Regions from separate parts of the Homo sapiens genome. Here region 1 is linked to region 2. A link is a loop called in an ENCODE intact Hi-C map of the cell type or tissue named here. Cell type or tissue: heart right ventricle. All regions are shown on one strand.

What was found. A loop is a pair of places that touch in the nucleus more often than their neighbours do. Peaks named below come from ENCODE experiments on the same cell type or tissue, not always from the same donor. Only the 100,000 strongest peaks of a DNase experiment are listed, where the experiment ranks them.
Region 1: a loop joins it to region 2, with 3 times the contacts of the local background. A loop is called at or near these places in 7 of 110 quality-filtered maps.

Annotation. Positions count from the first base shown.
Region 1 is chr1:221,490,286-221,498,285 of GRCh38, reverse strand. LOC105372934 (a long non-coding RNA gene) reads left to right here. Exons shown (of 3, transcript XR_922622.2): 2 at 990-1,203; 3 at 5,960-5,998. Among named protein-coding and RNA genes, the nearest start is that of LINC02817, 160 kb to the right of the region's middle. In heart right ventricle, no CTCF peak of the experiment used is centred here; a DNase peak (open chromatin) is centred at 3,406.
Region 2 is chr1:222,440,354-222,448,353 of GRCh38, reverse strand. No RefSeq gene overlaps it. Among named protein-coding and RNA genes, the nearest start is that of TRT-TGT2-1, 21 kb to the left of the region's middle. In heart right ventricle, no CTCF peak of the experiment used is centred here; no DNase peak of the experiment used is centred here.

The DNA of each region.
Region 1 (8,000 bases), 950 kb after region 2:
GTGGCTCACACCTTTAGTCCCAGCTATTCAGGAGGTAGAGGTGGGTAGATGGCTTGAGCTTGGGAGGTGGAGATTGCAGTGAGCTGAGATGGCACCACTGCACACCAGCCTGGGTGATAGAGCCAGACCTTGTCTCTAATAATAATAATATGTCCATTTATATTTGGCTTTTATGTCCTTTTTTTTTTTCTTTTTTGCACTATACTCACACAACAAGGTGGTTGGTATATAAGCTCTTTGGAGTTTGTTGAAATTGTACCAATCCACTATTTACAGAAACCTCTTTAAGATGCAGAGACACATTCTGCCTCATGCAAATTATTGTATAAAGCATGTTTTGCTGATACGCTGTCTTTGAGCAATCAGAACCAAATCTTTAGCTTTATTTTTTACTGAAGATTCCAAGTATTCTAAATTTGATAGGGGAAGAAAACATTTTTTCAGCCCCCAAAAATGGAAATATCCATAATCAAAAAACTTCATGCCAAACTCTAGTTTAATTTAAAATATATATTTTAAAAAACACCCTGGACCCACATAAAAAAATCATACAATAAGCTCACCTTTCTGGGATATTCTTTTAAACATAACATTCTGCTCCATGCTAGTGCTAGTTATGTTCTCATGACAGGTAGTTGTAGACAAAGAGGCTAAGATAATTCTGCCCAATACACCTTATTTCGTTAACTTTAAAATACACATTTTTTTCATAACATTTTGACATATTTGAATAGAAATGTTTCTATTATACAATAGTGCATTGTAGGTTAATTGGCAGACCCCTTTTCCCCCAATCTTTGTCATGGTATATAAAATAATGATCAATCATAAAAATTTGTGGTCTTAAATTAGATGAAATATATGGTGTTCAAGGCACCTGGGATTCCAAAGTGTCAGATTGTCTCCTTCATCTTTCAAATCTCTGAAGGAAATCTGTGATCTTGCTATATCACTTAACCAAGTTGAGCCTCACTTTCTTCACTTTACAGGACTGTTGCGGAGGGAAGTAAGTGAATGTGTCCAAAACACTTGGAAGTTTGCCTGGAATCCAGTGTGTGCTATACCAGAGTCCTAGTTAGGCGTGGCCTTGAACAGCCCTGAGAATGAACATCTGAGAAGCGTCAATGTGGGATGCCCTGAGATGCAATTAAGAGGAGGAAGGAAACCATGGTTCTATTTTAACATGCCAGCACCATGTAAAAGGTTATTTCTTATGGTTTTCCTTTCAGACCAATTCAAGTGCATATTGGTAGATAATAGGGGTATAATCTGATTTAAATTCATCGATTTTCCTTGTCCCCCACATGAGTTTGCCCTCTTTATTCTCATGAGTCCTTCTTTTCATTAGGAGCTCTAATCCCCTTGCCCCTGCCATTTCCCACCCTGCTCCAGGTGTACTGTCTGTGAAGTGGGGCAATTCCCCCAACATCTTGATGAGAGCAGTTGCAGAAGTCTGAACAATGATAATTCTTGCCAACATTTATAGCTAATGTCTCTTCCACTGTTCTTATCAGACTTATAGTGCAGTGGAGCACTCGCTGCTGACAAGGCTAAAATGACAATGTGATTCTTGTTACTTATTCCTCAGTGGAAGAATGGGACTAACATTCAAGAGAGAAAAATCAAACTCCTTAGCTCTATAACTTTGCTTATAAACAAAACCTGAACTTTCATGCCTCATTCTCAACTTGCAAGGACAGCCAGTCCTTGTCGCGCTATTGTGTCCCACTTTGATGCCCCAGTAGTCCAGGCTCCTTCTCACTAAACACTTGTCATTCCCATAAGCATCTTCCCTTAGCCTTTGGTTCTTCCATGTCTTTCTGCTCACTATTTGAAGAATGTCATTTTCCCTGTTCTATTTTGTTTACCTTCTCATTGTTTTTCAAAGTTCAATGAAAATAGCATCTTTCCCATCATTTTTCTATTTATCAAAACACTTACCAAACACTTAACCTGGGCAAAATAAGGATAAGGATAAATAAGGATAAATAAGATAAGGATAAATAAGGATAAGGATAAATAAGACACAATTCTTATCCTCAAGGATTCTCACAGTCCACTGGAAGAGAGGAACTAGTAAACTGACATATTTTAACACAGCAGATAAAAGCTATTACAGCACTATTAACAACAACAACAACAACAACAAACCTCTGAAAATACATAGGAATGAAGCCACAAGGAAGGTTCAATGATGTCACACTGGAGCTCTATGGAAAGATGAATAGATTTATATCTATTAAGATGTCGTCCTGCGCAGAGCAGAATATGTTAGATGTGGGGCCATGAAGGGAGACATCAGTGTCTGTCTGAAAGGCCCACATGGTAGGAGGCAAGGAGTGACAGAAAGACACAATGGGAAAGAGACATGGAGGCCAGAATGGGGCTGACTTTGTCTATTAAGCTAAATAATTGGAATATTATGGGGCTAGCAATGAGGTGGCACAAAGATTTAGGAACAAGGAAGAGATGTGATCCATTTTTATTTTTCACTAAGATTCATTTTAGTTTGCCAAATGTTGTCACAGACTACCACAGATCTCCTTTTCAGCTTATCAGAAATAAAGATACCAGATTTGCCACATCAGCTTCTCCTGGGGATCAGCACAGGCCACAGGAATTCTGTTTGTTTGTTTGTTTGTTTGTTTGTTTGTTTGTTTTGGAGATGGAGTCTCATTCTGTCAGCCAGGGTGGAGTGCAGTGGCACAATCTTGGCTCACTGCAACCTCTGCCTCCTGGGTTCAAGCGATTCTCATGCCTCAGCTTCCCAAGTAGCTGTGATTACAGGTGTGTGCCACTACACCCAGCTAATTTTTGTATTTTTAGTAGAGATGAGGTTTTGCCATATTGGCCAGGCTGGTCTCAAACTCCTGGCCTCAAGTGATCTCAAACTCCTGGCCTCAAGTAAGTCTGCTTAGGGCTCCCAAAGTGCTGGTATTCCAGGTGTGAGCCACCACGCCAGGAATTCTTATTTTTAAGAGCTCCCTAAGACATGTATGAGGATTAGTTTTATGTGTCAGTGGGAATAATGGATACCTAGATAGCTGGTTAAGTATTATTTCTGGCTATGTCTGTGGGGAAGTTTCTAGAAAAAATTGGCATTTGATTCAATGGACTGAGTAAAAAGATCCACCCTCACCAATGCGGGTGGGCAACATCCAATTGGCAGAAGGTCCAGATAGAACAAAAAAGAGGAAAGGGGGATTTACTCTCTCTCTCCTGAAACTGGGACACCTTTCTTCTCCTATCAGAACTCCAAGTTCTCTGGGTTTCAACTCAGGGACTGGCACCAGCAGTCATTCAGGTTCTCAGGTGTTCAGCCTCATACTAAGTTTCATCATTGACTTGGACTGAACCATGCTAATAAGACAGCCTGGTGGGAAGGGCTCCCTGGAAAAACTCCAACCAGCCTGCTCACTGGGAGGAATGTGCACTGGGCAGAGCCACAGAAGTTCGTGCTGTTTGCAGCGGGGAGGAACCTGGCCCCTCCTCTTCCTGGGTGGAAGCTAGGATTCAAACTGCAAGGCAGGAAGCACAGGAGCAGGGACTCTGGCCTTGTGGAGAGTCCCTGTTCTTCCTTTCTTTCCTTTCTGCCCAATAAATCCCATTCTATTCACCCTTCAAATTGTCTGTGAGCCTAAATTTTCATGGCCGTGTGATAAGGACCCCCGTCTTTAGCTGAACTAAGGAAAAAGTCCTGCAACACTGGCATCTCAGCTTGCAGATGGCTTGTTGCGGGACTTCTCAGCTGCCATACTCATGTGAGTTAATTCCCTTAACAAATCCCCTCTCAAATATCTATATATATATATACTCTTAGTTCTATTTCTCTGGAGAACCATGACTAATACAAGCTGTGTGACAAAAAGCTGACTTGGGAATCCCTAGGTAAAGGATGGCCTACGAGAGGAACATCAGTCAGTAGAAACCAGTTAGCGAATGATTAGGGTAAGAGTGGGAAGAGATGGCAGTTTCCTCAGGAAAGAGAGGAGAGCTCAGATGCAGAGGCCTGCTGAAGTTGCCCCAAGATGAGTCAGAGAAACCTCTTTTATAGTCTCCTGGACACAGTCATTTTACTTTTATTTTATGTCAATTATTTTATCCAAAAAGAATTATGGAAAATATTTATTGGCTAGATCATCTGCTAGGCACTGGAAATATAACAGTGAACAAAACAGGCAAGGACATAAAAACAAATACCTAAGTGAATACAAGAGCAAGTTACTTTTAGATAATTCTAACATTTTTGAAGATATTAAAACAGGGCAATGTGATTGAGCCTGACAGGAAAAGCTTCTTTGAGGACAGGAAACTTGAGATGAGATCTAAGTGGAAACTAGGAATAATGCATGAGAGTATTTGAGGAAGGAGAGAGGGGAAGGGGAGCAAGAGCAGAGTGAGCAAGGTGAGGTGGAATAGTAGATGAGGTCGGGAAGGGAACAAATCCTAGATTTTATAGGGCTTTAAATTGTGGAACGTGAATAAAGTATGGGAAGTCCAGGTTTTATTCTAAATGCTGTTAAACTATAATTTTCAAAAGTTAAAATTATGACTCTACCACAAATATGAAATGAATGCACATCACTAGTGTAATTTAGTTCATTCATTAATAAGGAAACCAGTAAAATGTTAAACTGGTTCAATCAGAATATGATATATATATATATACATCAATATATCTGAAGAATACACAAACACACACACACACAATCAGGAATTGTGAAATAAATTTGCCAATAGAAGCAAAACTCTTAATAGCTATAAGACAATACAACTCAAGACTTAGAATAACCTTTTCCACAGGGTAGAAATCAATTGTATTCTGCCAGGAAAAATCATTTGCATTTCTATAAGCAAGAATCATTTATATTATTACATTTTTTTTTACAATTTATGACTTGTAAAATAAGCCTAAATCCTATAGAATGAGATAATCCTAGAGGGTCATCCAGAGAACATCTAATATTCTCATTAAAAACACACTAATATGGTTTGCCTGTGTCTCCACCCAAATCTCACTTTGAATTGTAATAATCCCCATGTGTCAAGGGTGGGGCCAGGTGGAGATAATTGAATAATGGAGGCAGTTTCCCCCATGTGGTTCTTGTCGTAGTGAATAAGTTTCAGGAGATCTGATGGTTTTATAAATGAGAGTTACCCTGCACAAGCTCTCTTGCCTGCTGCCATGTAAGATGTGACTTTCTCCTCTTTTGCCTTCTGCCATGATTGTGAGGTCTCCCTGGCCACGTGGAACTGGCAGTCCATTAAATCTCTTTTTCTTTATAAATTACCCAGTCTCAAGTCTGTCTTTACTAGCAGTGTGAGAACTGACTAATACAACACCCAGTAATCTCTTTTGCCATTTCAAATCATTTACATTTTTTTTCCTACAGAGCAATGGAAAAACTTTTGGAGACTTTTAATCAGGAGAGTAATATGACCTGATTTACATTTTGAAAACATCACCTTTACTGTACAGTTGATCTTTGTATAGCATAGGTTTGAACTGTGCAGGTTCACTTATATGTGGATTTTTTTCAATAAACCTATTGGAAAAATTTTTGGAGATTTTTGACAATTAGAGAAAACTTGCAGATGAACTGCATGGCCTATAAATATCAAAAAAATAAGAAAAAGGTATGTTAGAAATGCATGAAATATATGCAGATACTAGTCTGTTATCATTTATCATATCAAAATATATGCAAATCTATTATAAAAAGTTAAAAAATCAAAACTTGCACACACAAACACAGATCACAGATGGTGCCATTTACAGTACGGAGAAATGTTAAAAAAGTAAACACATATTAAATCATAACTGCATAAAATAACTGTAGCACATACTATACTACTTTTATAATATAATATATGCTTCCTCTCCCACCTCCTCTACCTCTTCCACCTTTATCACCCCTGAGACAGCAAGACCAACCCTCTCCTTTCTCCTGTTCCTCAGACTACTCAATGTGAAGATGATGAGGATGAAGACCTTTATAATGATCCACTTCCACTTAATGAATAGTAAGTATGTTTTCTCTTCTTCATGATTCTCTGAATAACATTTTCTTTTCTCTAGCTTTCTTTATTACAAGAATACAGTATACAATACACATATCATACAAATATGTGTTAATTGACTGTTAATGTCCTCAGTAAGGCTTCTGGTCAATAGTAGGCTATAAGTAGTTAAGTTTTCGGGTCTGGACTCAAGCGATCCTCCCACCTCAGCCTCCTAAGTAGCTGGGACTACAGGCATGCAGTACCATGCCTGGATAATTTTGAATTTTTTTTGTAGAGATAGGGATTTGCCATTTTTCCCAGACTGGTCTCAAATTCCTGGGCTCAAGTGACCTGCCTGCCTTGGCCTCCCCAAAGTAATGGGATTACAGGCATGAGTTGTTTTGGAAGATTCAAAAGTTATACATGGATTTTCAGCTGCACAGGGTGTCAGTGTCCCTAATCCCCTCGTTGTTCAAGGGTCAACTATATTCTTCTTTCAGTCCATTATCATTGACTAATAATAAAATATTGTGTCTTTTTCACTATTATGTTCCCAGTGTCTAGCACAGTTCCTGGCAAAATGATTAATAGCCAGAAAATGTTTGTTAAATGAATGAGAAAACAAACGGACTTTGATATGGTTTGGCTCTTTTCCCCACATAAATCTCATCTCAAATTTTAATTCCCATAATCTCCATGTGTGGAGGGTGGGACCAGGTGGAGGTAATTGAATCATGGGGGCTGTTCCCCCCTGCTGTTCTTGTGATGGTGAGAGTTCTCACGAGATCTGATGGTTTTATAATGGGATCTTCCCCCTTCGCTCAACACTTCTCCTTCCTTTCACCTAGTGAAGGAGGTGCCTTACTTCCTCTTCACCTTTTGTCATGATTGTAAGTTTCCTGAGGCCTCCCAAGCCATGCTGAACTGTGAGTCAATAAACCTTTTTCTTTTATAAATTACCCAGTCTCAGGCAGTTCTTTATAGCAGTATGAAAATGGACTAGTACAGACTTAGTGACTGAAATAATGTGGAAAGTTGAGCAGATGCTGAAGCTATTTACAGAGTAAGAGAATGAGTTGGAGTAGAATTTGAAAGGAAAATAGCACTGCCTTTCTTTAATGCTTTTTGATACCTCTGTGAGAGAGAGATTGGTTAGATCTTCATCGAACCTGCTTCCTCATTGGAACACAGCTGGAATCCATTTCCCAGACTGCCTCATGGTCAGATGTGGCCATGTGACTGAGTTCCGGCCAATGGAGTATGAGTAGTAGGGACTCCAGGACTGGCTCATTCAGTCTTCTACCACACAATCTTCTTCCTCTTTCTCCTTCTACTGGATGGATATTGATAACCAGAGTCATTTTGGAAACTACATGTTCAAGCTGGCAAAACCTCCATCAGCCTAGAAAAGCAAGAGGTTCATCAGTATTTTAAAAATAAACGGTATTTTAATTTAGCATTTACTTAATTTTGTTCCCCAGTTCCATTGTTTACATTTCCATGTTTTTCTCACAATTGTAAGCCTGCAGTGTAAAGCTTCTCAAAGGGGTTCTGTTAGCATTGTCTGGGCAATTCTTTTTTGTGTGGGGTTGTGCTGCACATGACAAGACACTTAGCTCCTGGGTTTCATCCACTAAATGCCACCTATGCAATGTGACAAAGAACTTCCCTCAGTTAACAATGACTTTCAAAAGAGAACGTCCAGGACATTATTTATTCATCCTTTTCTTTTCCACAGCAGTTAGCACAGTGTCTTTGAGAGAATGAACATGGAGTAGCAAAAGGAACTTAAAGTTGGAAAGAATGGGTGCCAACTCCTAACTCTATCATTTATTAACTATGTGACTTTTGGTAAGTTTTTTATCTCTCCCTTAGCTTCTGTGTCTTCATCTATAAATTGAAGTCAATCGAATCTACTCCACAGGGCAATTTTAAGAATTAAATAAATAATGTAAGTAAAAAAAAATTTTTGCACATACTAGGTGTTTCATATATTT
Region 2 (8,000 bases):
TGTGATCTGAGAGATGAGTTTTATTATTATCTTAGTTTTTGTCTGGGCACAGCAGCTTATGCTTGTAATCCCATTGTTTTGGGAGGCTGAGGCAGGAGGATTGCTTGAGCCCAGGAGTTCAAAGCTTCAGTGAGCCATGATTGCACCACTGTACTCCAGCCTGGGCAACAGAGCAAGATCCTGCCTGTCTTTCTGAAAAATCAAGAAAAACCTAAACCAAAAATTACCTTAGCTTTTATAGTTGAGGTTAAGTAAACTGCTTAAGTTTGTGCAGGAGTAGAGATTGTCCTAATAAGTGGAAGAGGGGAAAAGGCTGGAGGGAGGAAAGCAAGATTGGGGAAGTCAGAACCAGGGGAGGATAACCTGAGCCCAGGAAAGAGGGCCTTTGGAAGGGAGAGTGGTTGGTCTTCTCAGATGTGGTGGAAGGAAAAAGGATGGGGATAAAGTGGAGGAAATGGGGACATTCATTCTGTGGCCCCCAAATCATGGTGAAATGTGAGATGAGATGGTAAGCTTTATGAGAGAGTGAGAGTTTTAGGGAGGGCAAGGCAGGTTTCACCCCAGCACTGTGGGCAGTGGGAAGGCCTCAGCAGAACCACAGGGAGTCTGGTGGCAGTTAGGTGCTTGGATTCACTAGAAGCTCGGTGACCCTGGAGCAGGGATGGGGGAGCAGCATTCAGGACTGCAAACGGGCACTGGGTTCTTCCCTTTTTCTTGATTATTAGATCCTATGGTGAAGACATTGGGTTTTCTCATTTAAAAAAATTATGTGTTGGTTTGTGCAGTGCATAAACTAAGTACAAAATAATTTTTGTAGACGGTTCAATTTATGGTCTCCTAGCTACCTTTTAAAAACAGGCTCTGGTGATGAGAAGCCCAGAGAGCTGCTTTTTCCTGCTTTTCATCCTAAGTTTTCCTTTATTCATTCCACACTATTTAATGACTTCACACTCAGTGTGAGAGATGATGCTGTGGGAAACATAAAAATGAATCAGACACTGGTTCTGTCCTCAGGAAGCTTTAAGCTATGATTTGAACTTAAAAGGATTAAGTGCTAAAAGAGAGGAAAAAATGAAGTGAGGAGGAGGGGATGGTCACGTCCATGGGGGATAACTGGAAAAGCTTCATGGAGAGTTGGGCCTTGAAAGAGTTTGGGTTTGGCCCTGCAGAGGAAAGTGTGCTCTAGCTGCACTCAGTAGGTGTTTATTGAATGAATGAATAAAAGCTGAATGTGATGTCACCTAGTAAGGTGATCAGAAAGGAGGACCGAGTCCAGATAAAGATAACAACAAGCTTGTAACACATATCATGCCCCAGACACTGTTCAAACACACTTTTATATATTGTTAACTTGATCCTCATGACAGCCCTGTGACACAGGGGCCATGATTTCCAAGTTTACGGATGAGGAGACTGGCCCAGAGAGGATAAGTAACTTGCCCAAACGTTCACAGTTTGTGAGTGGTGAGCAGAGCTTCGACTCTTGGCCACGTTATTGGAAGACTGATGTCAAGAAGTAAGCATCCTTCCTGTACTTTTGTCTGCTATCATCAGCCTGATCCACAGACCTGAATGCACAAGCCCTCACCTCCACTTTGATCTCATTACTGTATGCATCCTCTCTCTGGTTAATGCCTCCCATGCCTATGCTCACTCTCTTTCCCAGGCTGGAGATGGCATTGGGAGGCTGCAGGTGGCACCAGGGACCTCATGGGCAGAATCCCAGGGGAGCACAGGCTATTGCTGGGCAGCTCACTGCAGACTCAGGCAGTGAGTGGTAATTGCAAATAACTACAGCAACGGGTCTTAGTTTAACCTTGCTCATTTCCAGAGTTCCGCGTTTTTGATTTTGTAGACTTTGCAGCATGGTATTAATGCCAAAATAATTTGGATAAATATAAGCCCCGCAAACTCCTTGGCCTATGGTCAAGTTTTTCCTTTTCTGTGGCTAGTTTTTTATATGCACTGATGAATAGGCCAATCTGTGTGCCGATATTAATAAGATTCACCACAGCGATGAAAATGCTTCATCATGCCTCTGCAGGTCAGAACTTGGGGATGGGGTACTGAATCGACAGGAACAACACTGACGTGTGTCAAAGGACTTGTGTCTGGAAAAGGAAAGGGAACCTAAGAGGGTCCCATGTATTTGGTGTATATTATAACAGCTTATGCTGGACCTATGTCAAGGCACAAGGACCTTCTGACATCTAAGACCTGGTAACATCACTCCATCTGGCTTTATGATTGGGCTTTAACAGTGACCACCAACATGAGGACCCACCATATGCCAGGAACAGGGCATGATATTGGAGAGCTACCAATGCCTGAGGCTTGGACCCTGCCTCGGGGGAACCCAGCTTCGCAGAAAAGATAGTTACATAAATGCACGACTCATGCTGCCATGTGCATGGACTGTCCCAGAGGTGGGTATAGGGTGCTCAGGAACACAGATGAGGGGACATGAGGAGGGAGGGAGGGCTGAGATGGCTACAGAGAGGAGCTGACCATTGAAGGATGGTGATATGGTTTGGATATTTGTCCCCTCCAAATCTCATGTTGAAATATGATCTCCAGTGTGTTGGAGATGGGGCATAGCGGGAGGTGTTGGGTCATGGAGGTGGCTTTCTCAAGAATGGCTTAGTGCCATCTCCATGGTGATAAGTGAGGTTTTGCTCTATTAGTTCATGCAAGAGCTATTTGTTAAAAGGAGTCTGGCACCTCCTCCTCTCTGTCTTATTCTCTCTCTTGCCTTGTGACACACCTGCTTCCCCTTCACCTTCTGCCATGACTGTAAGCATCCTGAGGCCCTCACCAGAAGCAGTTGTTGGCATTGTGCTTCTTGTACTGTCTGCAGAAACATGAGTCCAAATAAACATCTTTTCTTTATAAACTGCTCAGCCTCAGATATTCCTTTGAAATGCAAAATGGACTAACACAGACGGGTAAATGTGATTGATTTTGTGTTAGTGGATTTACTATTTAGTTTGAAGGGTCTGCTTGGGATAGTATGATGTTCTACATGAAGTGACTGGGTGAAAGACAGATATTCATACGCAGATTTATCACAATTTTTGTAGTCTGAGTGCCACAGTTTCCTCATGACTCTTGCCACTCTCCCTCACCCCAACCTCCAAGGACCAAGAGTCAGGTGATCCTAGTGGTTTGATTCCCACTTCTGTGGTGCAGAGGGCTGGACTCAGGCATGAGTGACCCAAGGAAGGCGGGGCCCTTGTCTCCAGAGTCTTGTCTAGAGCTTGGTTTCTACCTCCCTGGAATGGCTATGAGGAAATTGGTGAGGGAGTCCCCTAGAGAGTACCTAGCTACCTCCATCCTAGTCTCTCAACTCTAATAGGATTGGCACTGCTCTAGGCCCTGGGATATTACTAAGAGTAGAGGAATGCAGCTGGAGAGAGCTGGGAAGGGGAAACAAAGATGTGCAGAGGGGGATTTTGATGCCGAGCCTTGGTAACATTAACCCTTATTTTCAAAGCCCCTTTTCTTTCCCACTCATCCACCTCTCCAGGTCGACACATGTGTGCTGTGCATCTGACCTAGCAGCAGGATTAAGTGTGCCCCTGGATTCAGGGCACAGAGGTGTAGGTGAGCTGTCTGACATTCTCATCTGCATGAAGGGATAAACTGTGCTTGAATCTAATCCACAAACGAAAGTGTAAAGCTATTAGGCGGGACTCTAGGCAGGACTTTATTGGACAAAAGTGTCTGTGGTGGCTCTTCATACCTGATAGATAGTTTTGGAAAGACTGAGTGTGCATATTAATTCTCTTCCTCTACAAAATGAAACCTACTTGCCAGCAGTATTGGCTTGTTTCACAACAGGCCAGGATCTACACTGATGAATAGAAGTGATGATCATAGAATTCAATTTTGGGCTAAACTACATGCTTGGGGAGGCTGCACCCTCCTCTGGTGGTAGTTTGCTCTCTGGCTCAACTGCTCTGGGCTCTGGTCCTTTGTTCCTTTCTTTGCCAATTGGTGATGGAAATCTGTAGCCTGCTTTTTTTTTTTTTTTTTTTTAACAAGGGCATGCAAAGTTAATAAGATGGCTGAAAATTTCTCTGCAGCTACAAATTGGCCCAGGAATCTCTATTTGGTGTAAATTCATATGTGGAGCATAAAATCAGACAGAAACCTAAAAAGTGTTTGGCCATTTACCCCTCTACTTTTATTTTTGGCTTCAGTGCCTTCCAGAGAAGCAAGTGCCGAGGAATATCGGCAGGGATGTGAGTGGCAAAGGCTCAGGCAGTATGTAGTGCTTGAGGGTCCATATCTAGGAAAATGCAAGGGTTGGGATAAGCAGTCCTTTTATAGAGTAGTTTTGGGGAAGAAAATTGATTCTGGATTCTCTTTTTTTCGTGATGGTTTTCCTAAAGGGAAATAATGGCCAATTACAGACTCCAGAAGAAGAGATCATTTGAGTAGCTGTGGCATCTAACTGCTATTTTCTCTTTATTTTAAAGCATCATTTTCTAAATGGCAAACCACAGAACATTACTGAGTGATGTTCCATGATAAGAGTTTTGTGGTCATGGTGGCCTGGGAAGCCTGAAAAGTGTAGTACGTCTTAGAGATTTACAGCTCACATTAGCAGATTAAAAACTCTGAGAAGTCCTGCAGAGAAGAAATGGGTTTACATTTGTTTAACCAAGTACTTCCCAAACTTATTTGACTGTGAAATTCTTTTAACGCATGTTACATCTACACTTTAGAACCTGAGTTAAAGTGAAGGGGAGTAGCATTGACTGAGCTTCTTCCATTTCAGGAACTCTGCCAGATGCTTCATAGACGTTATCTTCTTTCTTATATTGGCTTTCTGAGCTATGGATTTTCATTCCCATTTTAAAGATAAAGACACCAAGGTTTAGCAAGGTCATGGAGCTTGTTCAAGGTTACCCAGCTAGCAAGTGGTGGAGCTGAGATTTGAACCTTGGTAAAGGTGTGACTTCAAATCATATTCCCTTTTCAGCATGCCACCCTTCCTAATGCCTCTCCCATTTCTAACCAAGGAGGCGGGAAGCGGTGGGTGGGAAACACTAAGAGACTTAATTTGGGGGCCAGTCAGGTGCAAATTTGACACATTTTTTTCTTCTCTGTGGATGCAGTCAAGATCATCCAGCTTGTAGGAATCTCTCTCTGCCAAGAGACATGCTTGAAAGGTAGTCAGGCCCCATAAATTCGAGAATGATTGTGATGAAGAGCCAGCTGTCCTTGGGCCTGGAGCACGGTGATGTTTAGATGGAATAACAGAGGCCCATGGCTTTTATTATGATCCTTCCACTTTGAGTAATTCTTTCATCAAGTTGTCCCCCTTCTCATCTGTTGAAGCTCTGGTGGGTTATGAAATGTATCCCACAGAAGACCCTGAATAGCTAAAGCAACCCTAAGCCAAAACAACAAAGCTGAAGGCATCATACTACCCATATGAAAGAAGAGTTTTCCACAGAAACCAGCAGGATAAAAATGTCTGGTGAAGCATCTGATGTCCTGTGGCTGCCCCTAGTTTGTGGTCACCCACCCTCAGGCACCCCACATGACAGCTGCCTCTGCCTAAGAGCCCTCAGGGGTTGGTGGCTGGTCTAGGGCTCATGGAGCTGGCTACAGGGCTGGGGTCCTCAGGCTTGTGGCCTGAGAGATGAGGACACCGCCACTCACAAGAAGTCAGGATCAGAGGCCCTGCTATAGTGCAGGGAGCTCTCCATCCTTCTGACTCTCTCCCAGCCTGTTGTTGACCTTCCTGGTGTTATGAAGGGACTTTGCCACCAAACCTGACTTCACCTCACAGTTTAAAAGGTTTACTTCATGGGGCCTGCCATAGAAGCCTATCTTAAACGAGAGGTTTCACAGAGAAGAGTCAGGGCGTGATAAGCATCCTTCGTGGCTTCCCTCTGTGCTCTGAAAAGGAGGGCAGGACCACACACCTCTGGCTGAATAATGCTGGTCTTGGGAGAGATTTGAAGAATTCAGTAGCAAGACCGTGGCCTTGGTCAATGCATGCAATTCACCTAAGATACTTGTTGTGCTGGCTGGGACTCAGAGACCAATAAAATAAAGATGAACAAAATAAAATACTTCTGTTCTCAAGGAGATTAGCCTTCTGGGAGGACACATGTGAGCATGTAATTGCCAAACAGTGTAGCAAATGCTTTGTGAGAGGGACTTTCAAAGTGGGGAGGCAGAGGGTGGTCAGTGAGACCAGAGAGTGAGGGTCTGAGAAGGTGTCACAGCTGATCTTGGAAGTGGGAACTTCTTGTTGGACAAAAGGGCAGGGAGGGAGAGAAGGGCATCCCAGGCAGAGGTAATGGTGCGTGCAAAAGCAATTACGAGATTTCCATGGCTAGTGAGAATTGGAGAGGAGCTTCCCTAGGTGGAAAACACTAGCTACTGGATGCAGGCTGGCAGTGGGGACTGGAAAGGAGAAAGGAAGACCACAGGCCATGGATCCAAGGGGTAGGGGAGAGTATCTCAGCACATCCAAATACCTTTACTGTAGTAGATGTCACCCGGAGTCACTCTACAGAGAACCAGGTTATCTTCGGGAGAGTATCCTGGGCTAGTTCTTGTGCATAGGGTAGGAGATTTAAAATTTCATCCTCAATCTCCTTTCCTGGAATGACAGTTGGGAGGGGTTGATGGGGTCTCTGCTCAGCCTTTCACAAAGCCAGGCACTGGCGCATACAGTTGAACATTAACTTGACTGCTCACCATCCCAACCAGGCAGCTTGGATGGGGTGGCAGGATCTTTACTTCTTCCTGAACCTTTGGGGCAGACAAGTCAGGCCTTTTCTCAGCTGTGGTTGAGTGGCCTTCCTGCGGGGTCTGAATACCAGCTCTATCCCAGCTTCAGGTTGCAGACTGAGGTGGAGAATGTCCCCATTGTGTGCGGGAAAGGAATTCTGTGGAGCTGTCAGGGCCTGAATATATACAGTGACCCACACTGCAATATGTCGAGTTGCTATCAAAAAGAAAACAAGGGAGATCTCCAGGTCTGCCAAGATGTCACACCTCATAGATTTAAAGCTGGACAAAGTGACTTGCTGACCTCCGTACTACTCACTGGGGGCACATCTGTCTTCCCCTTATATAATCCTCCAGTCTCTCATTGACATTCCAGCTGGTGAAGCTTTGCTGATAAATACTGGGCCTGAGCCTGTGGGTCACATGAGAAGCTCTGCCTGCCGTACAAGGCCTCTGCATCTCCGGAGCAGAATGCTTGAGAATTCTGTTTGCTTTTTTCTATTTGTCTTAATCACTCCCAGTGATTTTCATCAGGGTTTCTGTGGAATAATAACGTAGAAAAATGTTATAGAAGAGAACCAGGGGATGGTGATGACAAATATCAGCTCTGTGGCCTAATGGATTCCTCCTTGTGCTTTGAATAGAGGACACTCGTCAAGTCCTCTGAGAAGGGAGGGGGACTTTTGAACCAGTTGGGGTGAGCAGGTGGAACTGGGGGCTGAGATAGATTGAGAATGACTAGGTGAGTAGAGAAAATGAGCATATGGGCCTGTGAGTAAAGGGTGGGAGAGAAGGGTAAGGTCCTGGGTACAACAAGGCCATGCAGAAAGGAGGCTGGAAAAGGGGGAAATATACATTACAGGTGAAGTCCAGAATCTTCGTCTCACCCCAGGTGCTTCCTCTAGAGAGCAGGTGTAGGGAAGGAGGTATGTTTTCCTTTAGGGCTCTTTTTCAAAGCCTCTAGAAGAAGTCAGGCTACAGTGTAGGAGGATGGCCATGAACCTTTAGAAAGATCTGCCTGGGGGCTTGTCCCAAATCAGCAGTGTTCTATGAACGAAGTTTTCCTTTTTCTCCTCCTTCCCTCTCCCTCCTCTTCCACTCTGCCCCCACTCTTTCTTGCACTCCTGCATAACTCCAGGTTTGAGAGAAAAATCTGCACTTGTTCCCACCCCTAAACATGAGGTTTCATTATTTCAAAGCTGAGCTTCTGATGTGAGCAACTTAAGGTTTCTGATGATGGGCTG